3 separate regions of the Mus musculus genome follow, and regions 1 and 3 are each linked to region 2. A link is a loop called in an ENCODE intact Hi-C map of the cell type or tissue named here. Cell type or tissue: heart. All regions are shown on one strand. Each heading gives the region's core, and the rest is flanking DNA. Links, peaks and the distances in the headings are about the cores only.

The links. Peaks named below come from ENCODE experiments on the same cell type or tissue, not always from the same donor. Only the 100,000 strongest peaks of a DNase experiment are listed, where the experiment ranks them.
Region 1: it touches region 2 in a loop (2.2-fold over the local background); 6 of 42 quality-filtered maps call a loop at or near these places.
Region 3: a loop joins it to region 2, with 2.2 times the contacts of the local background. A loop is called at or near these places in 2 of 42 quality-filtered maps.

The regions. Positions count from the first base shown.
Region 1 is chr11:100,723,401-100,731,361 of GRCm38, reverse strand. The region is part of intron 1 of Rab5c (RAB5C, member RAS oncogene family); the gene reads left to right. Among named protein-coding and RNA genes, the nearest start is that of Rab5c, 11 kb to the left of the region's middle. In heart, for the core only: a CTCF peak has its summit at 4,247 (motif pointing right); a DNase peak (open chromatin) is centred at 6,241; H3K27ac peaks cover 1,237 bases.
Region 2 is chr11:101,063,177-101,071,137 of GRCm38, reverse strand. It overlaps Atp6v0a1 (ATPase, H+ transporting, lysosomal V0 subunit A1), which reads right to left. Exons shown (of 22, transcript NM_016920.4): 22 at 7,419-7,961. It overlaps Naglu (alpha-N-acetylglucosaminidase (Sanfilippo disease IIIB)), which reads right to left and starts at 1,044. Exons shown (of 6, transcript NM_013792.2): 1 at 637-1,044; 2 at 1-58. The coding sequence starts at 1,013. In heart, for the core only: a CTCF peak has its summit at 3,891 (motif pointing right); a DNase peak (open chromatin) is centred at 4,047; H3K4me3 peaks cover 1,156 bases; H3K27ac peaks cover 2,850 bases.
Region 3 is chr11:100,741,690-100,749,650 of GRCm38, reverse strand. It overlaps Kcnh4 (potassium voltage-gated channel, subfamily H (eag-related), member 4), which reads left to right. Exons shown (of 17, transcript NM_001081194.2): 9 at 1-42; 10 at 1,839-2,088; 11 at 2,662-2,906; 12 at 3,448-3,486; 13 at 3,684-4,036; 14 at 4,309-4,415; 15 at 5,451-5,527; 16 at 7,653-7,961. Among named protein-coding and RNA genes, the nearest start is that of Rab5c, 7.5 kb to the right of the region's middle. In heart, for the core only: a CTCF peak has its summit at 4,409 (motif pointing left); no DNase peak of the experiment used is centred there; H3K27me3 peaks cover 3,008 bases.

The sequences.
Region 1 (7,961 bases), core at 1,936-6,935, 340 kb after region 2:
TGGTGATGGTTGGTGCTCCTCATATCTGGGTGAAGTGGCAGAGCAAGCACATAGTGAGAACCCCTCCAGTCCTAGCAGTTGGTCCTTGCAACAGTTCCTATGAACTGTTCACCAGTTCATAGTCCCCAGCTGCCTGATGCTGCACTTGAGCGAAATAGTGGGCACATTTGGTGTCTACTCTGGAGTTTACTCAGAGTGTGGAGAGGTACTGGCTGTAATCATTGTCTGGTTTGGGTATTTAGAGTTCTCTAGTCAATCCTTTCTGGACTTTGGGCTGAGAGTCCATGTCAAGTCCCAGGTGGTCTAGTCACGAGTCTTCCTGCCATTCATACACAGACCTCTCCTTCAGCGAGGCTTCAGTTGTAGCCTTTGTGGCTCTCGGCAGGCTCAAGGCAGACTATCGCTTGGAGCTATGATCCTGAATCATTGACTAGCTTAACTCCTTCTGCTGGGCAGTCACCCTCTAAAAATATGTAACTTAAGCCCTGAGCCAGCCTTTGCCTCTCTTCGCAGGTCTGTGAGTGTCCCTTTCAGGTGGCCTTGTCAGAAGCATCTCAGGCTTGAGGAGGCTGTGTGACACCTCCTGCACCCTGGGTGTTCTAGTCACTACGTAGCTCTCTGAGCTGCTCAGACTCTGTGGCCATGAATGGTGCCAATTTGCAAACCTCTAACAATTGCAGCCTGATTTTTAAAAGGAACTCAACTCTGGTTTTGTCATCAACTGCCCTGTTCTCTCACCCCCACCCCAGCTGAATCACTTCTTCCCCTTCCTGAGAGGCTTTGCAATGGAAGCAAGGGAATGAGGTCTTCAAGATGCCTCTTGTTATAGGACTTTTCTTAGCTTTAATTTTTTTCCAAACTTAATGAAGCAGAGTCAGGATTTGTTAAAGTATTTCAATATAGACTTAAGGATGAGGATTAAAACACACCCCAGAGCACAGGTATGGGCTTCTCACAGAAGAGTCACCCTTTTTTGTTCTTGAAAGGATCATGATAGGTTTTAGTAGGGGAGGATAGTGATAGTTTGGATAGATTGGATAGTGATAGTTCGTTCACTCAGTGGCATCAAGACACCTCTCCAGGGAATTCAAAGTTGGGGCTGTTGACAGAACATTATGAGTCTTCTAGGAAATCAACCCTTGTTCCAGGAAACTAGTGAAAGACTTCCTCTTTCAAATAAGGGGCCTCGGAGGATGAGGTCCCGCAAAACTGAGTTGAAAGGTGTCTGGGCAGGGGTAGGGGTGGTGGGTTGAGGCTCCACTTGCTTCCTGGGACTTCGAGGGTGGGGCTTGCCCTGGCCCACTTGGGTTGCTGACTGGCTTTGTTGTTGGGTTCTAGGGGCTTTTTTCCTTCTAGCAGCCCTGGATGAAGGTGCTAATCTCTCTCTCTTTTTTTTTGTTTGTTTGTTTTTTTCGAGACAGGGTTTCTCTGTGTAGCCCTGGCTGTCCTGGAACTCACTCTGTAGACCAGGCTGGCCTCGAACTCAGAAATCCGCCTGCCTCTGCCTCCAGAGTGCTAGGATTAAAGGAGTGGGCCACCATGCCCGGCGCTACTCTCTCTCTTACAGGCTTAGATAGTTCAGGGTCACAGCAGGAGGCCAACAAAAGTAATGGCCCTAGGACTTGCTATTAGTCTGACTTAACTCCACTGTGCACCTGACTCTGCTTCATTCAGTTAAATAAAAAACAAAGATATGAAAGGCATCTTGAAGACCTCATTCCCTTGCTCCCATTGCAAAGCCTCTCAGGAAGGGGAAGAAGGGATTCAGCTGCAGGTCACTCCAGGACCTGAGAGCTGTCAGGAAATCGGTTAGGCTTCCCCTCGCTGGCCTGGAGTGCTCTTGTAGTGGGATCATGTCAGCTGGAAGATGGCTGTCCCCAGAACGTGAGTTCTCCATGTCCCCATTTATTTACCACACTTCAGCAGCCTGGCCTGTATCGCATGGTCACAATATTTATGACCTTATACCAGGCTCAAGCTTAAACCACAGGGAAACTACAGTCAGCCTTTGGGATCCTTTGCCTGTGACACTTGTCTTCTCATCCTCAACTCTCCAGCTCCCAAGATCTCAAACCTCCTGCTGTCACCTGCAGCAGTCCTTGTAGGATGTGGGGCTCTGAGAGCAGAAATGTGACTAGTTTATTGAACCGTGTTTGTACTCGCTTATTGTCTGATTGGACCCTGTTTTCAGCTGACACCATCATATATTTTAAGAAAGAAAGTTTGTCTGAAAGACTGTTCTCCGGCTTCAAGAACCATTGTCCCTCAGGTCTTGGCGTGAGAACTTTTCACCTTGTTCTTGTTAGCTGGGCAGCTTCTGGCCACAGTGTGCATGTGCTGTCTGGGCAGGAGGAATTTGTCTTACTGCTGACTCCCCTGCTCTCCCCTTAGATACCACCTCTTCTCACTGCCTGGGAGCTAAGGGCGAAACAAAGACGGCAGTGATTTAAGCTGGTTTTCTTGTGTTGGTTGTTTGTGGAGACAGGAAGGGTTTGTGAGGAGTGTCAGTTGGAGTGAGCGCCTGAGAGAACAGGTGCTGTCGCTGACCCTGACTTGAGCAGAGGTTCTTGGAGTCCTGCTGGGTCTGGGGCAGCAGAAGTGGCAGCTGTCTTGGCTCACACTCCTGGCCTCTGTAGAGCTCCTCCTGAGACCGAGAGGGAGACAAGCCCTGTATTGATGAGATTCCAGCTAGTAACATCCTAGTAAGTGTATAACTGCACAAACAAAACCGACACAGGGAACAGAGTGGTGGTACACACCTGTGATCCCAGTTCTTGGGAGGTTGAGTCGGAGGATTCCAAAGCTCCAGGTCAGTAAAACTCTGTATCTAAAAAAATGAAAACATTCAAAACCAACCAAAGATCCCAAACCAAGCTAGAATTTAATACAGAGTAGTCATCCTACCTGCCATCCAGAAAACCTGTGCTCCACGCCGGAGCAGCAGATGTGGGCTGAGGAATGCGGGTCGGTGGAAGAGAGGAAGCGTCACTGGAGGTTTCCATCTTTGCCTGAAAGTTAGCGCGACTGTGCTTCCCCTATGGCCTCCAGAGACACATTTGTGGTGGAAAGCTGAGAAAGCACTTGACAGTCAGGGAAGAATTTCTTCTTTCTGTTATTTTTATTTTATTTTTGTGTTTGTTTGTTTCGAGACAGGGTTTCTCTGTGTAGCCCTGGTTGTCCTGGAACTCACTCTGTAGACCAGGCTGGCCTCGAACTCAGAAATCCGCCTGCCTCTGCCTCCCCAGTGCTGGGATTAAAGGCATGCGCCACCACGCCCGGCTTTCTGTTATTTTTAAATTATATATTTGTTCACCCACCCACCCACATGTGTACGCGTGTGGAGGTCATTAGACAACTTGGGAGAGTTGGCTTTCTTCTACCCCGTGGGTCCTGGGGATCAATTTCTGAGTGTCAGTCTTGGTGGCAAGAATCTTTACCCACGAAGCCATCTTGCCAGTTCTCAGGATTTCTTACTATTTCTAGGACTGGACTCTAGAAGCTGGGGTCTGTCTCCTAAGAGATGGCTACAGTCTGACTTGTCTTGGCGTCTGTCCTCAGTACTACCCAGGACATGAGGGAAAGGGATTCAGGAGTTCACCATACTCTTTTGTGGCTCCTGGCAAAATGTTTAGCTTGGCTATACAGTGATGTTTCCAGAATTTAAACCCCCTTTCAGGAGTTGGCATAGTTGGTGCCCTTAGGGATTCCATGAGGCTTCACTGTGGTCTTTTCTAGAATGAGGAATGCATTGAGATTATTCTCAGGCATGGGACATGAGGCAAGTAGGGGGTTCAGTGTGTCCTAGTGGCAGGGAACCTAGCTGACTCTGCGCATGCCTCTAGGCTGCTCACATGGTTCCAGGTCATCTACTGTAACTGTGTAAAGGAAGCCCCTTTATTTCCTGCATCTCCTCCTAAATCAGCTGCTTAATGGCTTTCCATTAAAGTCCTTCCCAGAACTCAACCTGGACTTTAGAGTGCCTGGCTCCAGGGCCAGAGTTTTTGCTCTGCTGGTGAGACATGTTCCTGAGTACTGTAGTGCCAAAGTCCTACCACCCTAGCCAGTTCTCCTTTCCTGACCCTCAAACTTTTCCTCCTTCTTCAGATAGCCTTAGTTGGTGGGATAGAGTATCACACCACGGTAACCTCTTTCCGCTCATTAAAAACATGTGGGCTTCTTGCTTTCAGGAATATTTAAACAGTTTCACAATTCTTTTTTTATTATTATTATATGTAAGTACACTGTAGCTGTCTTCAGACACTCCAGAAGAGGGCATCAGATCTCATTATAGATGGTTGTGAGCCACCATGTGGTTGCTGGGTTTTGAACTCAGGGCCTTCGGAAGAGCAGTCAGTGCTCTTAATCGCTGAGCCATCTCTCCAGCCCCAGTGTCACAATTCTTTAGCCCATAGTTAAGTAAGTCTAAGCAATAAACATAGGTTTAACATATATTGAACAAATAATATTTGTATACAGAAGCTCATTTGGGTATCTTTGTTTTCTGGATTGTTTTCCAATTTAGGCAACATATTTTTTTGTCGTATTGTTCTGAGTCTTACTAGAGAAAGATAAAAATGGCTTATATGTAAGAGGTAACTGGTTCTGTATATATATTGTTTTGTTTTTTATTTTTGGTTTCAACATGTAGTCCTGGAACTCACTATGTAGATGAGGCTGGCCTCAAATTCATGGAAAACCACCTACCTCTGCCTTCTAAGTGCAAGGATTAATGGTGTCTGTCGGTATGCCCATTTCTAATCTTTAATTTTTCATTGTTTTATGCAAATTCCATGCCATTAGTATTTTGTTTATTACCTTGTAACTTTTAGATACAAAGAAGTTCATGTGCTTATTTAAGTTTATGATTAGCTAAAATTTTAACTAATTTAAAAAAGTGTTTTCCTGCTAACAGCCGTTGTTTTGTTGAAGCATACTCAGGGCTGTGGAGATGGTGCAGCATGTTGTTGCCAAGTCTGATGGCCTGGATTCTGTCCCCAGAACCCACTCCTGAGAGTTGTTCTCTGACCTCTATGTACATGTGATGTACATACACACACCCATGATAAATAAATTGAAAAAAAAAAAAAACATTGAAAACCAACTCCCACTGGGCAGTCTTTAATCCCAGCACTCAGGAGCAGAGGCAAATGGATCTCTGAGTTCGAGGCCAGCCTGGTCTAAAGAGTGAGCTCCAGGATAGCCAGGGCTACACAGAGAAACCCTGTCTTGGAAAAGAAAAAAGAAAAGAAAAGAAAAGAAGAGAAGAGAAGAGAAGAAAACGAAAGGAAGGAAGGAAGGAAGGAAGGAAGGAAGGAAGGAAGGAAGGAAAGAAAAAGAAAACCAGCTCTTTAACTTGTTATGCTTAGTAGATGTGACTATGTTGATAATTTTGGTTTTTCTTCCATCTCTGATAGGGGGACCTTTCCTAAGTTACATGGGTTTGGGCTCTGCCATCACCTTGCTGTGTGTCCCTGGGCAAGTCACTACACCTTACCTCTGTAATTGACATAGTTAGCTCTATATGGCCTTTTTAGTTAACAAGGAGTCAGAGTTAATTAAGTAACTAGCCTGTAGTTTAACTTGGAATCTTACCTTCCTCTTAATTCTATGTTGGATACTCTGTGTTTACTTAACCTTTACGGAAACCCAATGCAATTAACATTAAATAATACATTTTGTAGATAAGGAACTGAAGCTGAGAATGACCACTTGTATAACTTGGCCAAGAATACAGAACTAACCAGCTGACTGGAGCTGGGCCCAGTACCCCTCTCTGAGCCCTAACCTGATTTTGCTGAGGTCAGGACAGGGCATAGGAGACTCCAGGCTGCTGCTGTTGCCTCTAGCTCTGCAGCTTAACAGTTCTCTCAGACTGCCCTGGGCCCAAGTGTGTCTTAGCAGTAGTTTTCCTGGGAAGAAAGATCCCTCTTCTGAGACTGTGGGCCAGTCCTCACCTCAGTGCCCTGAGGCCTCTGTATCAGTCCTTGGCTCTGTTTGGCTACCTTTTGATACTGGCTCCCTTGGCCTTTGAACCTAATGACTTCTGCTCAGGCCAGTGCTCCATTCTCTTTAACTAGTAAGTTTCAGGAGGTGGCTCTGCCTTCTCAAGCTCAAGTCTCTGGCTAGACCACCTCCCTAGAGTGCTGGGCAGAGCCAGTTCTTAGTCCTGTCCCCACCCGTCCTCAGCAGCTAACCTTAAGTGACTGCATCTCCACCCACCCCTGGCCTACAGTCGGTTTCTAATCTGCTCCCTGCTCAGGCTGTCCTCACTGCAGGAGAGGAAGTCTCTAAAGCAAACAGGAAGCGCCAGAGACACCCACCAGCTGGAATTGATAGACCTTTTACCAGGAAGGACAGCAGTGTGAAGTTAGGGTATGGAGCAGAGAAAAGAAGCGTGAACATTCCTCACAGGGACTAAGAAGGGGCGATATTGCTGCAGCCCTTGGTGTCTTGAAGGCTTCAGCTTAGAAAAGTGAGGCCCTGCCCCACTCAGTGGTTGCTCATGTATGTCAGTATGGATTTGTCTGCCTTCCCTTCTCAGCTGGAGCTCAGGTGTGTCAGTCAGCTACTTCTGTTTGTTTCTTTGAGACGGGGTCTCACTCTGTAGTCCTACCTGGCCTCTGACCTTACAGAGCTCCCCATGCCTCTGCCTCTGAGGAGCTGATTTTAAAGCCGTGAGTTCTAGACTCCAGAGATTCTGATGTAGATGGTCTAATGTAGATTCTGAAGAGAAAAGTGGCTACTGACCTGAGGCACCCAGAGTACAGCAACAATGAAGAGCAATGTCCTGATTGTCCTGTTTCTTGTCCATTCTTAGCATGTGCACAGACTGTAGTGTCCAGGGCCCTGAGCTTGCTTCTGCCCCTTCGTGTGTATTATTGGGAAAAGACATACTAAATATGGTGTTTCCCCAAGTCCTTCCACATGCTCCCTTTCTATGAAAGGCATGAAGTTGGGGTTGGTGCTCACTCTTGATGGTCTGTGAGTGAACCAGGATTCTTATTGAGGGCTGGGAATGGGTCTTGAGGGAGTCCTTTGTCATGGGCCTGAAGTTTCACCATTGCCAAACATTCAGGGGAAAAGATTGTTACTCATCCTACGGGCAGCTATGTTGGTGCCTAGCTCTTAAGGACTTGATTTCTTTACTCCAAACAACTTAAACTTATTCTGCTACTTGATTTAAAATATGGAATATCTTTGCTACTAGTTCAGGAGGAAAGATTCCTTGCACACATATATGTACACCACACATGCATACACGCACTATACACACATGTAAAATTAATTAATATAAATGTTAACAGTGAATTAATCTGGCAGCTGTATTTCTTTACCTTTGCTAGTCTTCAAAAACAATACAGAGAAGCCAAGATTTATTTCAAGCTATATTTCAATAGCTGGGTAATATTGATTTATAAATAACTCCTATGCAAATTTGGCTACCTACCAGCCATGATCCCAGTTAATACTTGCAGATTTAGCTTTCTGCTTTAGATGTTTCTTCCATGATATCTTCTCAGACCCCTTCCTTCTCTCCCCAAACTCCAAAACTCTTCCTTTCCTCTCTCTTCCCTTGGCTAGTAGAAGTTTCTTGCCCAACTGTTGTGTGATCAGCATTTATTGACAAGGCTGAGAATAAATTGTAAGAATTGTTTACACAAATTTGAGACAGATTCTGAACCTAAGCATTACAGTGCTGTGTTTGGATTGAAACAAGATATGAGAGCAGAGAAGTCAGTGTTTGAACAACACAACCTTTACACACTGCACAAAATATTATGCCTATACATATACACATACACCACATCTACTACATAAACCCATACATATACACCATGCATACATATACATACACCACACATACATAACATACATATACATACACTGTACATACATATACCACACACACACACCACGTGCACATATACACCACCTGCACATGTAGAGAGAATATCTTGTGT
Region 2 (7,961 bases), core at 1,241-6,240:
CCAGTCCCACCACACGAAGGAGTAGCTGTGCGTGCACACATTCTGGTAATAGCGGTACCTGCGGGTAGGGGCACATTATTGGGGACATATGGGATGCCTCACTCACCCCTCTGGAACACTTCAGAGGCAGCCAGAGGCAGCTACTAACCCCAACACAGTACGCATACAGGACAGTGGGCAAAGGTTTCAATGTGCCTCCTCTCCTGCTCATTCCAAATCCACCTCGGGTGAAGCTGGAACTTCCCGCAGACCTCCCTAGCTAGTAGCTATTGTGAATACATAACTTCATTTTTATTCAACATGCCCAGAGCTCCTGCTGTGCATCCTGTGGTGTCTTAGGGTGTCAGTGCCATAAGGCAAAATTGGTCTCTCTCATGAAGAGGGCTCACAGTTCCTATAGTTTGTCATTATTTCCAGCAGTGGGGGCTGGGAAGCTAAATGATTTGGCTCAAGAATATACAGCTAGAGGGGAGCCAAGATTTGAAGGCACAGATCCCCGAGCCAGCACTTCCTTCTCAGTCTCCAGGCGAGTCTGTAGCTGCAGCCCCGACTTAGGTGTGCTGGTCCTCACCAACGGTGGCTGTCCCGAGGCTGCAGGCAGCTGCCCCAGCCGTCTGGGACCCACAGCATCAATACCTGTTGGGCGTGGTTTCGGTCAGCCCGTCGGGCACAGCGGGCAGCGGCCACGGCAGGTGCAGCTGAGCGCTGGACCAGGCCACCTGACAGCCACAGAAGTCACGCAGGTAGCGGTGCAGCCCCGCGGCTGCCGCCACGCCCGTGGAGCCGCGCACAAGCACTGGCACCCCGCCGCCGCCGCTCAGGCTGTAGGTGTCCAGGCCCGACTCGTCCGCCAGCGCGCGCTCCACGGACACCAAGAAATTGGCCGCCGGCCCGGGTCCCAGTAGCCGGACCACCAGTTCCCGCACGGCCTTTGCCTCCCGAGCCTCATCACCCACAGAGCCCCCAGCCAGGAGTAGGAACCCCAGAATCACGGCCAGCCCCGCGGCTTCCATGATGCCAACCGCGCGGCCGCTGCCCCCTCACAACCAATACCAAGCTCCGGGCCCGCGGGGCAGGGCTGCCAGCATCCAATCGGCTGCCGACCTCGGGCCACGTGACCTGAAGGTTGGCTCCTGCTACCCGCCCGGAGAACCTGGTTTCCGGACTCAGACACTGGTCAGGGTCTGCTGACCGCGCTCGTGGCTGGAGGGTGCGTGACCCTATGAAACATCCTCGGCCCGATGAGACGCTGCGCATGCCCAAGCCCTTTCAGATTCGGCCCTCTTTCTTCCGCAAGTCACTTCCCTTCCAAATATCTAGCCACTCTTTTAAGCGACGAGAATTGAAGCCAGCCAAGACTTGGCTCTACCACTAAGCTATATTCTAACCCCTCATCTAATAAATGTGTATTTGGATTTTATTTCGTATCAGACTGTTGTTTATATTAGAGAAGTCTCAGTTGTCATTTCTGGCTAAAGATCTGGAAACCAAATAAGGATTTCTCTGGGTGAGAAGATAGCTCAGTGGATAAAGCGCTTGCACCTGAGGACATTCATTTGAATTGGCAGAATCCACATAAAGCTGTCCCAGCATTGGGAGGCTGCAATCCCAGTGCTCCCGGGAGATGAGCGCTGGAGACAGCTGCCCTGATGTATAAAGTGACAGATGGGGAAGAGACCTTATCTTAAGGTAGAAGGTAACACCCGAGATTGTCCTCTATTGACAGCAAAACCCACAACTCTCGCTTCAAAAGGACTGAGAGCTTATTCTGAAGCCCAATATGAATGACCATGGCCCTGGAACAGTTTTAGGTCAACCCAGTTTCCATGTTCCAATGTGGAAATAATTTGAAGTTTTTATAGTAATGGAGCACATATCAAAACACTTTTTTGAATAGATTGGTGGAGACATCAGAAGTGGGTTATAGTGAATCTGGGAATCAGTTGCAGGCTTCAGATAACATTCTTAGCTTCCAGGATGCTGGAAGCTGGTGGTCTGTTAAATTAATGCATTTCAAAGGAAAACTCGTGTTCAGTACGTTCAAAAAAAAAAAAAAAAAAAAAAGACTTACCCATTGTCATAAAGCTGTTAGAAGTTACCTGGTGCGTTTCCTTCTATGAAGTGATGACAAATGATAACCAACAAAGAATGGCAAGGTGAACCAACACCATCTGGCAGTGTCTACTGTCCCTTGGGCTATATTTATGTCTTTTTAAAAGAAACATCATGTGTTTTCTCAAGTATATGCTCTGGTAAAACATCATATCCACCCCCCCCCCTTTTAGGCTGTCTCTAGAAGAACATCATGTGTCTATTCTTAGCAAATCATCTTTTCATGGGTCTGCTTTAGCCAAAACATCTCTCATAAGACAGTTTTTAGAAAAACATTACATGACACAAAGGAGTCTTCAAAGAAACCAGAAATTTTGACTTCAGACCAAACTATAGACAAATCGATGTTCCTTTACCAATTCATTTTCTAATTTCTTCTTGTTGTTTTGAGACAAAATCTCATTCTATAGACTGGGTTGACCTCGAAGCCAAAGTAAACTTCCTGCCCCAGAATCTCAAATTCCTGTGATTATAGGTACACCTATTTTTTTTTCTTAGAACAGGGGAATTGTGGTAGCTTTATGGACTTGTGTGCTGACAGTAGTTTGAGCCAAGGAGTTTAAGACCAGTATGAACAAGAGCAAACCTCAAAAAAATGGTGGTGGTGGTGGGGGCAGAGTGAGATGGCTCAGCAGACAAATGCACTTGCCACAAAACCTGACAACCCGAATTTAGTCCCTGGGACCCAGGGGAAGGAAGAGGAGGAAGGAAAATGATCCTTAGAAGTTGTCCTCTGACCTCCACATACCAGTCACGGCATGTGCACAGGTGCACTAGAGTGGGGTACTAATGAACGAATTAACTAACTAACTGTCTATGGGTGTGTTGTCCCCGTATATATATGTCTATATACCACAAATGACTGCAAGGCCAGAAAAGGGCTACAGATCCTCTGGGACCTGAATTACAGAGGCTTGTGAGGCACCATGTGGGTGCCAGGAATAGATTCCAGGTTCTCTGGAAGATGAGCAGCCAGTGCTCTTAAATATTAAACCATCTCTTCTTTAGTCACTCCACTCCCACACCATTTTTTTTTTTTGAGACAAGGTGTCACCAAGCAGCTCTGGGTACCACTGTGTACAGGCTGGCTTTGATTCCACAGAGCTCTGCTTCCCAAGTGTTGAGATTGAGAGCATGTGTCACTAGCTGGGCAGCAATGGTGGTCGCCCTTAATACCAGCACTCAAGAGGCAGAGACAGGCGGATCTCTGAGATCCAGGCCAGCCAGAGCAAGTTCCAGGACAGCAAGGAGTACCCAGTGAAACCCTGTCTCGAAAAACAAAATAAAAACCAAAAACCAAAAAGTGTGCCATGGGGTTTTGTTGCTGTTGGTTTTGCCCCTGTTTGTTTCTTCTTTTCTTTTCTTTCTTTTTTTTTTTCTTTTTCCTTTTTTGATTTCATTAAATAGACCTGCTTGCCTGGAAGTTTCTATGTAGATGAAGTTGACCTCAAATTTGCTAGTTCTCTTGCCACTGCTTCCTGGGTGCTGGCACAGATACAACTCACTTTCACCATCTGCCTTGAGTACCTTTTGAGCCTTCTAGTGTGTGACAGCTGTTACCACTCTTTCACTAATGTGTGAAGTAAGCTGGCTGGGTCTCAGTTTGTTCTCCAGCTCTGGTTTGTTGTTGTTGTTTGGTTTTTGTCTCTGACCATCCTGTCCCTCTGCCTTTGCACTCCAGAACAATCCCAGAATTCTTTCTGCCCTGCCCTGAAAAGCCTGCTACAACCTTAATTAACCATTTGGTGTGAAGAATGAGACATTCTTTCCCTGTGTGGCCACCAGGGGGCAGCCTACACCCAGCACATGATTTGGGCAGGCTGAGCGCTGCCCCTGCAGGTGGGTCATTGCTTCCAGGAGACCTGCGGCTGCCATCTCTAAAGCTTGTTCCAGGATCTCAGGATGGCGTCTGGAAATTGTAGAGGAAAAAGAACACGCCCCTTAGAAACAGGCCCAACGGAGCCTGCTCCTCACCCCTAACTTTCCACACATTCCAGCCCAGGCCATCCCATCTTCAGCGGGCTGGAGGAAACCGGAAGCTTCGGGATTCTGAGAACTCAGCCTCGCTAAGGACTCTGCTCTCCCCCGACTCTGATCAGCCCCACTGAGGAGCCATTTCTTTCCGAGGAAGTCTTAGTCCTCTCCCTTTACTTCCATGATTCAGATTCTATACTGTGGTGGTTTGAATGAGAAATGGCCCCCATAGGTTCATGTATTACAACGCCTGGTCCCGGATTAGTGTTATTGTTTAGGGGAGATAATAGGACGGTTAGGTCGGTCCTTTCTCAACCTGTGGGTCGCGACCCCTTGGGGTTGTCAAGTGATTCTTTCACAGGGGTCACCTAAGACCACTGGGAAACACAGATATTTATATTACAAACCATAACAATAGCAAAATGACAGTTATGGAGCAATAAAACTATGGTGGTGGTGGTCACCACAACATGACGTTGCAGTTGACAGCCCCTGCCAGGAGGTTGATGAGAGTATATTACCGTCTCACTCCACTTTAGTTTGCCCTCTTTGCTTCCAGGTTATGGTCAAACATAGGTTCTGGCTGCCTGCTGCCTCGCCTCCACCATTATAGACCCTCCCTTGGGAATGTAGCCAGAGCAAACTTTTCTGTACGTTGATTTTAGCCAGGGTGGGTATACAGCAGCAGAGAGGTAACTAAGACTTAAACTAACAAGTCTTCCAGGTGTATACTTTAGCCAGGCATGGTGGGGCATGCCTATACATCATAGTGAGCTCAGAGCTAACCAGGGATTCTAGAAAACCCTGTCTCAAGCGTGCCAGAGAGGGAGGCTCAAATAAGGCAGAGAGCAACAGAGGAAGAGATCCAGTTTTGATCTCTGGACTCAGTGTGTACCCACGCTCTCACGTGAACACATTACCCCCTCCCCCATGGGGTGGGGGATAAAGGCACATGCCACCGCCATCCTGATATATCTTCCTCTCTCCTTTTCTCCACATTCTCTCTCTCTCTCTCTCTCTCTCTCTCTCTCTCTCTCTCCCTCTCTCTCTCTCTCTCCCTCTCCTTTTTCTTCATTTTCCAGTCCTGCAGGGTTGAAACAGACAGGGTTTCTTTGTGTAGCCCTGGCTGTCCTGGAACTGGCTCTGTAGATTAGGCTGGCCTCGAACTCACAAAGACCTAGATCTGCCTACTTCTGTCTCCTGAGTGCTGGCACTAAAGGCCGTGCCTGCCTCTGTTTTCCTTTTTAAAAAGAGCATATTGAAAGAAAAATTCAGAGAGAGCTCTAGGCTTTATTCTAAATTTTAACATTTTGATTATCATCATTGTGTATGATGGGGTGTGGGGTGGGTGGTGGAGGTCAGAAGCAACTCTGTGGAGTTAATCCTCTCCTTTCAACTTTACTTGGGTCTGGGACTCTCACAGGTCATTAGGCTTGTGTGGCAAGTACTTTTACCTGCTAAGCCATCGTGCCACATTAAAAAAAAAATTTTTTTTTGTGACCATGTCTCATGTAGCCCAAGTTGACTTCAAACTCACTGTGCCATCAAGGGTGAGGATGGCCTTCAATGCTATTCCTTCAGGCCTCAACCCCAAGTTCCGGGAACTACAGGCATGGGGTATGGGGGGCACCCCTTTTCTTTTTTAAAGAAAGGGAAGGAAAGCAACCTTCTACCTTTACACAGAGCCCATCTTCTGTGGGGAGGGGTGTGTGAGCCGGAGGAGCAGTGAGCAGGTCCTACAGCGGCGTCCCCTTTGCCCAGACACACATTCCTTGGAGATGGCTGGGTATCTTGGATCCTTCGCCAATCCCCAGTCTTTGGAGGCCTTTCACCCTTTCCTTGAATGGCACAGCTCAGACCGCCTGGGTATCTGCCTGTGACCTTTTCTCTATCTTTCTCTATCTCCAGGCGCTTCGGTTCTGACCTTCAATCACAAAAGCTTACCAAAACTTTGAAGGCCAACATCTGCGTTTTTTATCTTGTTGCTCACATGTGAGACTCATTGCCTAGCTTGAAGGCCTCTTAAGTTTTATAGCGTTAACTCTTCCATTTAAGTCCATGATCCACTTTTAATTTTTTTATTAATTTAATTTTATTAAGTTTATTTTCATTTCTTTATCTGTGGCTGATAAGACATGACGTAGTTATACAGCATGGGCTGGCTTTAAACTCAGGAGCCTTCTGTTCCAGGCCCTTGAGTCTTGGGCTCCCAGGCCCAGGCCCGGTGTTTGAGTTTATTTTCGTTATGGTTAGGGAGCAATCCAAATGTGTTTTCCCTGCAGGTGAACACTCAGTTGTATTAGCCCCAGTTACTGAAAACAAAGGGGTTTTTGTTGTGTTGTTTTGGAAACCAGGTCTCATGTAGTTCAGGCTGGCCTTGAACTCCCAATCCTGTATCCACCCCCAGAGGGCCGGGACTGCAGATATATAGTGTCAGGCTCTGTTCTCTCTGCGGAGAATTACCTTGGCCTCTTTGTCTAATCTTGGCTGACTGTAAATTAGCATTTGATCCTGGATTCTTGACTCTGCCATTCTAGTTAGTCCTCCCTGTGAGCAAGAGGATCAGGGTTTTCTTTGGGGCTTTCATTTAAAGATGGAGTCGGGGAGCACTGCTCCAGGGGAGGTGACCTGCTGGTTGGGAGAGAGGGGTATAGACTAGGGTGGACTAAGAAGATGGAATGAACAGGATGTCCCAGCTCTTCTCCCTGTTCTTATGAGAAGCAGGTGTTACATTCCTGTGCCATAAACCAGCCCTGTGTGTGTGTGTGTGTGTGTGTGTGTGTAGGGGGCAGGGCAGAGAAAGAATGTGTATGTCTCAGAGACGGGAAGTGGCCTCCCCACCCAGCCTTCTCCCCGCATAGTCTACCGGTTCTCTGGCCCTTAGCTTGCCTACTTCAGCATGTCACATTCTCCAGCTGCCCTGAGGAGCCTGCCAAGCCTCCACTTATACCGAGGCCAAAGGCTTTAGGGCTCAAAATAGCCAGGCCATGGAGGGCTGGAGAATGCACTTGGAGAGAAGTCGGGGCAGACACCCAGGCCCCCTTCTCTGCTTGGGATACACAGGGAAGGGAAGGGAGATAGAGACTGCCCAAGCAATGCAAACTTGGCTCAGGGCAGTGGGAAGGCGCCTGGGCGACTTGAGATAAGGTGCTAATTTCACAGACTCACCGCCCAGCCAGGGCCAGGGCGACTGTGGCCTCAGATCAGGAAGAAAAGCAGAAAGGCTGGCAGGCAGGAGGAAGTGGGTGTGGGCACCAGATGGGCTCCGGAGGGCAGAGCTAGAGTGACAGCCTCCCCGCACCCCCCTACACACACACTCAGAGACAGGCAGCTTTTCTGAGAGTCAAACACACTTTATTCCGGATAAGATGTCTGGACAGAAGGCCTTGGACAGGGTCCCCACAAAGAGCTCTGCTGCAGGCCTCTCTGCAAACAGAGCAAAGATCACGTAACCGGGCACAAAAGGACAGAGGGGTTCAGAACAAGGTCACCATGGGCCGGTCCTGCCTGGGCGAGTGTGGGGGTAGTTCTCATGAGCACCTGGGTGGGGGAGGGGAGGGGCCTTGCTGATTTAGTGTCACTTCCACAGGGAAGGCAGTGAGTGAATTGCAGGAGTCAGCACATGATTAGAAGGGTCTGAGATCCACAGTACATGAGGTAGCCGGCGAGGGCTTGGCAGGCCTGGGCAGCGCTCCCATACCTGCGCTGGCAGCCCAACAGTCACCTCCGCTTAGCAAATTGTAAATGACCTTCCCTGCCCAGGACACCACTCCTGAAACCTGGGGTCAGTGCGGGGCTTGGGGAGGGAGTCTCAGTGGGCAGATCAAGGCAGGCCTGCCAGCAGAACCAACCTTACTGACCACAGCCTCAGGACA
Region 3 (7,961 bases), core at 1,394-6,393, 320 kb after region 2:
CAGACGACGTGGGCAGTCAACAGCGGCATCGATGCCAACGAGGTAGCGCTGAGCAGGGGCTCCTGCCACGGTGGCGGTGCAGTAGGGAAGGGCTAGTGCCTCTCCAGGCGTGGAACAGAGGCAACCGGGTTGTAAGGAGGCACAGGGCTCTCAGCAAGGACGAACACCCAGCCAAATCCAAATCCCTCTCTTTGGTGCTTGAACGTGGAGGTTGAAAGGAAGCAGAAATGCTTGAGTCTGGACTTGAGTGGACACCTTGCCTTCTCTGGGCCTCAGTTTCTCCGTTGTGGTAGTCTTCACCGTTTCCCCCAGTACTAGAGTGAGTTAAGCCATCCTTCTCTGCTCGCTCTTATGTACTGATCCCAGTGGAGAATGGGGCAGTAGCTAGAGATGATTATAGGCAGCCTCGGCCCTAAAGGAGACCCCAAGAGAAGTGGGAGAGGGAGCCCGGTATAGAGAAACACGTAATGATTGGAACCATGCAGGAGTGAGTTCCTGAAGTAGGGCCCTCATTGTGTCTGAGCCCAGAGGGACAAGGAAGATGGCAGAGGGGACAAGGAAGATGGTCAAGAGAATCAGTCTACCATAAGACCATTCCAGGCTAAAAAAAAAAAAAAAAAAAAAAAAGAAGAAGAAGAAGAAGAAGAAGAAGAAGCAACCTAGGTTCCTGAGTGCTGGTAAAGTAGAGCAAACGAGCTCAAGGATATGAAAGTAGTAAAGTGAGCTCCAGAGAGCGGAGGCTGTGCTGGGAGGGGTGCAGTGCCAGAGTTGGTGCTCAGCAGCTGCAGCCCCAAGAGCAGATAGCCTTGAGTTTGCAGTTTTATCCTGTCAGATCTCTAAGAACGGGTGCGTCAAAGAGGGTGGAGGAGGAAGCAGATGGGAAGCATTTGCCAGGAAAGGATCCACAAGAGCAGGCAAGTTCTAGTTGGTTGCAAGAGAGCAGCTCACAGTGCTACCCTGGTCTGGCTTGGGGTCAAGGGATGAGATGAAGGCACCTAGGAGGAAAACTGAGCCTAGGGATGAAGGGGAGTGTCCAGGGCTAAGCCATCAGGCGATGCATTGTCCATCAGGTAGTTAGTTGTAGATATACACGTGAATGCAATGTTAGGGCTTTCAGGCATGAATGGTGGGGAAGAGAGGGTCTGGTTACCATGATGTGGCAGGTGGGAAGATGTAGACATGAGAAGTGAGTGAGGGGATTGGCTATTCAAGAAGGCTGGGGAAGGAATGAGGAAGGAACGCTAGAAATGAGGGAGCAAAACTGAGAGGGAGTCCCTTCCAGGGGCCCAGGGGGAACAAGGAAGAGATCAGCAAGACAGAGTTGCCGAGGGGCTCTGTGGTTTTATGAGGGAAATGTATCTCCATTGGTAACATTCAAGACCTAGCACGAGTCTGCATTTTACAGATAGGGATACTGAGGCCCAGAGGTGAAAAAAAAAAAGGTTCCAAAGCCCCCAGAAACATAGGAACAAAGGTGATTGGTTGCTACTTTGCCAATTCCCAGTTGAGGTCTGACCCACCACAGATTACTCCTGACTGTATAGAATTGAACACCACGGATGACTCCTGACTGTATAGAACTGACTGTATAGAATTGAGCCATCAGAATCTATGAGCTGCTCAGTGTGTGCAACTACATGCGGTACCAGCAGTTAGATTTGGTGATCAACATAGTAAGGGAAATTGAGGCTAGGCAAGGAGTCTCCCTAAGGTCCAGTGAGTAATTTCAAAGAGAAGGCAAGTTGGCACCCTTGCCTTGGGGACAGCCCAACTCTTTTGTAGACTTGAGCAGTGACTGGCAAGGGGGTGGTCAGAGTAACCTCCGCCTCTTCTGACAGTTACTGCGTGACTTCCCGGATGAGCTGCGTGCTGACATTGCTATGCACCTGAACAGGGAGATCCTGCAGCTGCCTCTGTTTGGAGCGGCTAGCAGGGGCTGCCTGCGGGCCCTCTCCTTGCACATCAAGACCTCCTTCTGTGCTCCTGGGGAGTACCTGTTACGCCGTGGGGATGCCCTCCAGGCACACTACTACGTCTGCTCTGGCTCGCTTGAGGTGCTCCGGGACAACATGGTGCTGGCCATCCTGGGTGAGAACCCCCCCTACCTCACACTGTCCATCCTAAGATCTTCTCCGGAGGCCTTGGGGGATAGCCTGGGGTTCTGGGGGTGGGAGACCTCTAACTAGTACCTAGAATGCCTACTGAGTATTCTTCCTTAATCCTTTCAGTTCCCCCTAGGCCCTTCCTCCCGCTCTGCCCTGTTTGGCCACCCTTTAACCCACGGGCCCTCCATCAGTGGCTGTCATTCACTCCAACGCCTCCTTTTCTATTGCATCATCTTCCAGTTCCATTGACCTGTCCCCAAACGACTCTAAAACCTGTTGGCCTTTACTGTTCAACTGACCCCTCTGACCATTCTTTATTGATCATCCAATTCTATTGGTCGTTTCTCCAGCACTATAGACATCTTCCACTGGCTGCTGCCCAGCCTCACCTACCACTCTCCATAGGCCTCTTACAAGTTCCCTGACTCCCTCTTCCAATGCACTAACTCCCTTCAACCATCCTTAAGTACTCTGACCATCATCTCTCAGATGTATGGACCATCTCCTACCGATATTCCCTTCATCCCAGTTGACTGTCCCTTTCCTCTACCCACAGGGAAGGGGGACTTGATTGGGGCAGACATCCCTGAGTTGGGACAGGAGCCTGGGTCAGGGGCAGGCCCCAGCTGTGTGCTGAAGACCAGCGCCGATGTGAAAGCTCTGACTTACTGTGGCCTGCAGCAGCTGAGCAGCCGAGGGCTGGCGGAGGTCCTGCGGCTGTATCCGGAATATGCAGCTGCCTTCCGGGCTGGCCTACCCCGGGACCTAACCTTCAACCTGCGCCAAGGTTCTGAAAACAATGTATGTAGACGACATATGGCTGCCACCCCCCACTGAGGTTCCTTCCTTCAGAACAGCTACCCTCTTACAGCTCTCTCCTCCCTAAAAACATCACCTTAACTCCAACTACCTCCTTCTATTGCTTCATATATACTATCTTCCCACTCCACTCCACTTGGGCCTCACCCAGCCAGCCCCTGGCCAATCTCTCACAGCCTTCTACTATTGCCTGGTACCTCTTAGCCTTGTCTTATCTTTATGAATGACCCCTTCTTTTAGGTCTCTTTCTGAAGTGATGCAACACACACCCCCCACCCCCACCACCATCAAAGTTCCTTTCCCCTGCTATTGTCCCAGTGGTTCCCACTCTTGTTTTAGGCTGATGTGATGTGATGACCTTAGGTCTTTTGCTACTTTGGGGCTCAGTTTGTCATTCTGAATTCCTCTGAGGTGGAGTAGGTGGTCCCATGTACTCAATCTCTTAACACTGTTCGCTAGAGGAGGGGCTGTATCAGAGGAGTGGAGAGATAGGAGTCAGCTTGAATCCCCACTGTCTCCACAGGGCCTCGGCCGCTTCTCACGGTCTCCTCGTCTCTCCCAGGTATCTGCATTTCTGGGTGGGGTGGGGTTGTTCTGTGGAGAGGTTGGGTGGCAGGGCAGCTTTCCTTAGCTCCTCTGCCACAGGGAAAAGGGACCGGGGATCGATCAGGATTGGGTACTGTGCTGAAGGTCGCATCCCAGTGAAGGGTCCTGCGTCTACTTTCCAGTAACAACTGATGCTCCTCCCTCTTCTCACAGGCACGCTCCGACACTCTTGGTTCCTCCTCAGACAAGACTCTGCCATCCATCACAGAAACCGAGGGTGGCACGGAGCCTGGGGCTGGTTCCAAGCCCCGTCGGCCCCACCTGCTGCCCAACCTCAGTCCAGCACGACCTCGGGGGTCCCTGGTCAGCCTTTTGGGCGAGGAGCTGCCCCCATTCTCAGCCCTTGTCTCCTCTCCTTCCCTGTCCCCAACTCCTTCCCCTGCCCTGGCTGGCCGGGGTCAGAGTCCCTCCCCGCACGGCCCCCCCAGGGGCTCTGCTGCCTGGAAGCCCCCCCAGCTCCTCATTCCCCCACTGGGAACATTTGGACCTCCGGACCTCAGTCCCCGGTGAGATGCCAGCCTCCCTTGCCTTTCCCATATCCCTGCTGGCTTCCAGAACCTTCTTTGGGCTCCATTCCCAGCGTTCCAACCAGTGCTCCTTACTGTCTCTGCCCCATTTGCCAACCCTGCCTTTCCAACCACAGCTTGCAAATCCCATTCTGCTTTGACCACTATTCTTCCCCAGTTTCCTGCCTCTGCTGCCCTCATTGACCCTCTGCCTACTCTATTCTGGCCCCGCACCCTCCCTATGGTGCTGACGAACACTCCTCTACCCTCAGGATCGTGGATGGCATTGAAGACTCCAGTAACACAGCTGAGGCTCCTACATTCCGCTTCAGCAAGAGGCCAGAGCCCACCAGAACTCGCTCACAGGCTCCCCCTTCAGGTAAGTAACCGCAGTGACTTCAAATCACAACCACTTCTATATCTACCCACTTATCCATCCATCCATCCATCCATCCATCCATCCATCCATCCACTTACCTGTCTATCCACTTGTCCCCATCAATCCATCTACCTTGTCACATACCCATCCATCCATCTACCCATCCACTCCATATCACACGTGTTCCCTGCCATCCTAGGAGTACACAGTTAAACTAGATCATGCCAAAAGTAACATACAACCAATTCAGATCCTGCCAACATTTTATCCGGGGGGCTAGGGGTGGGGGCAGCAATACCTGTGCACACAGATAAACAACTCTAGAATTCTGCGCCGAGTTCTACAACAGGGAGGAAGGAGAGCAAGACTTTGTGCTAGGACTGGTTGGCTACTTCTTAAACAGATTGCAAGGAGACACTGACATGGTCCAATGGTAAAGCCTGGTTGAGTGTGATCCCTAGAACCTGTATGATGGAATGCGAGATCTGATTTCTGAAAGTCGTCCTGGCATCATGAGACACACCTGTACACAGCTGTAAATAAATAAGCGTAATTAAAAAAGGACAGGAGACGGGCAGTGGTGGCGCATACCTTTAATCCCAGCACCGGGGAGGAAGAGGCAGGCAGATTTCTGAGTTCGAGGCCAGCCTGGTCTAAAAGTGAGTTCCAGGACAGCCAGGGCTACACAGAGAAACCCTGTCTCAAAACAAAAAAAACAACAATAAAAAGGACAGGAGAGCGTGGCACTTTGGTAAAATGGAACAACTGTTCAAAGATCTAAAGGCATGCACAGAAGAGACACTGTGTTTGAATGCCAAGAAGCTCTGCCTAGAACTGGAGAGTGGCAGGCATGGAGGAAGAGCAGAGGTTGGGGGAGTCACAGGGCCACAAACCCAGCCTCTGGTGTCGGCTACCCCTCCTCTCTGAAGGACCAAGAGCATTCTATTCCTTGCCTTGGCAACAGAGAAGTGTGGGGACTTGGGGATTCACGCTCCATGGATTCATCTGTACCTCTTCGCCCCATTCTGCCCGCAGGCCCCAGGCTCAGCCGGGAACTGGCCACAGAGGCAGCAGAGGAGGTGAAGGAAAAGGTCTGCAGGCTGAACCAAGAGGTAAATTTGGCTTGGCTCTTCCCCTCCAATCCCGGGGAATATTGTCTTGGGGTCTGAGAAGAGCATGCCATGTTCTAGAGCTATCCAGAGTCCTGAGTTCTGTTAGTCACACTAGTTAAATTACTCTGGGCAAGTCCCACAGCTATGCTGGGCTTCTCTTAACTTACCTAAAAGTTAGAAAAATAATCTGTCAGTGCTTGGGTGGTGGTGGCGCACGCCTTTAGTCCCAGCACTTGGGAGGCAGAGGCAGGCGGATTTCTGAGTTCGAGGCCAGCCTGGTCTACAAAGTGAGATCCAGGACAGCCAGGGCTACACAGAGAAACCCTGTCTTGAAAAACAAAAACAAACAAACAAACATCCCAGCACTCTGGAGGCAGAGGTTGAGGCTGACAATGTCTGAGTCCAAGGTCTACAGAGTTTCAGGACAGGTAAAGGGCTAGGCAAGAAAAGACAGACAGACAGATAGATAGACAGACAGATGATAGAAAAATAGTATGTCCTTCCCAGAAGTGTAAGGATAAGAGTGCACACACATCAGGTCCGGGTCCGACTGCATCTTGAGTATTCACTTAAAACCTCCCCCTCCTGCGACTGGGTCTCCATTTACAGCCTGGAACCGTCCAACCAAGTACAAGTCTGATGCACAAAGCTTAAGTCCTTTCTCTTTTTACCTTTACCCAGTCTTGGGAAATGTAGTGTGTGTGTGTGTGTGTGTGTGTGTGTGCATGTGCGTGCACTTTTAGGCTTAGAGAGCCTATGCCCTTATGGCTGAATACTGGCCAGGAAGAGACCATATTCTATATACTTAGACTAGGCTAGGCACCGCCTCTACTTCTTCCCCAAGGGATCCCAGTACTGTCTGTCGCCACACAGCTACCACACTCAACCCCTGGGAGTCACCTTCCCTCTGTTCTGATAAACAGCCTGCAGCCCAGAGAGGCAGCATCTGGGCCAGAGCAGGGCCTAGAGCTCTCTCCCATTCAAGGTTACTGGCAAGTTCTCCTTCTGCTTATGGCCTCAGGCTTCCCTCAACTCCAGGCCAGTGATTCCCATACCCAGGTTTGTATCAGTACTACCCTTTAAATTACAAGTTCCCTGGCTTCTGTCAGTTTGGATTGTCTCAGGTGGGGCCAAGAACTCTGCATTTTAACAAGTTTCTCAATGGATTCCGTACTCACTAAAAATCACTCATGAAGATACTTGGGTGACAGGCTAAGAGCAACGCTATGACTGAGCATTTTTATTCTATATTTCATACAAGAGAGAGAGAGCCAAGTGTAGTGGCTCATGCCTGTAACCCCAAAACTCCAGGGATAGAGGCAATGGAGGATCAAGAATTCAGGACCATTCTTGCCTACATGGCAAGTTTGAGACCAGCCTGAGCTATCTGAGACAGTCTCAGGAAGATGGCTTAATTGGTAAAGTGCCTGCCACACAGGCGTAAAGGCCTGAGTTCTGACCCCTAGTGCACACTGAAAGCCAGGCATAGTGCTACATGTTTGTAACACTGGTGATGGGGAAGGGATTTGGACAGTCACATGGACACATGTCGGTCAGCCAGTCTAAGTGGCTGGTGAGCTCCAAGTTCAGTGAGGGACTCTGTCTCAGTCTCCCCACCCCCACCCCCCCACCCCTGTCCTGGAACTCTAAACCAGGCTGGCCTCAAATTCACAAAGATCCACCAGCCTCTGGGATTAAAAGGGTGTGCCACCACCATCCAGTGAGGCTCTGTCTTAAAACAAACAAAAACCAAACCAAACAAACAAACAAAACCATAGAGAATAAAAGGAAGTTATCCAATGTTGACTTCTGGCCAAGAAGAACACCTGCACTCAAGTAGTGCACACACACACACACACACACACACACACACACACACACACACATTAAATACATAAAAAGCCAGGGAATAGAGACATAGGAACAGCAGTATCCACTGCTGCAAATAACGTTTTGGAAATAAATTGGGGTACTCATAGGCTATTATAGCTCCTGCTCTTTCTTCTTCCCAGGTGGCTGTGAGCCGACAGTGGTTGAAGAATTTTGTAAACTGTAGCGTGGGGGATGAGGGGTGACCTGGTTACTGCTAAGGCATCCATGAGACATTTTGCTATGTTTTCAACAGATCTCCCGTCTCAATCAGGAAGTGTCTCAGCTGAGCCGGGAGCTGCGGCAAGTGATGGGTCTCTTACAGGCCAGGCTGGGACCCCCAAGTCACACAGCTGGTCCAGCTTGGCTCCCAGACCTTCCTTGCCCCCACCAGAGACTACCATGCATCTCTCCTCATATGTCTGGACCACCACCTGGTCTCCAGAATACTACACTCGCTGTAGTCCACTGTCCAGCCAGTGTTGGGACAGTGGAGATAGGGGCCACCCCCTCAGAGCTGAGACCTTCCACGATACCACCCTATCCCTCGGAACCTGATCCTCTG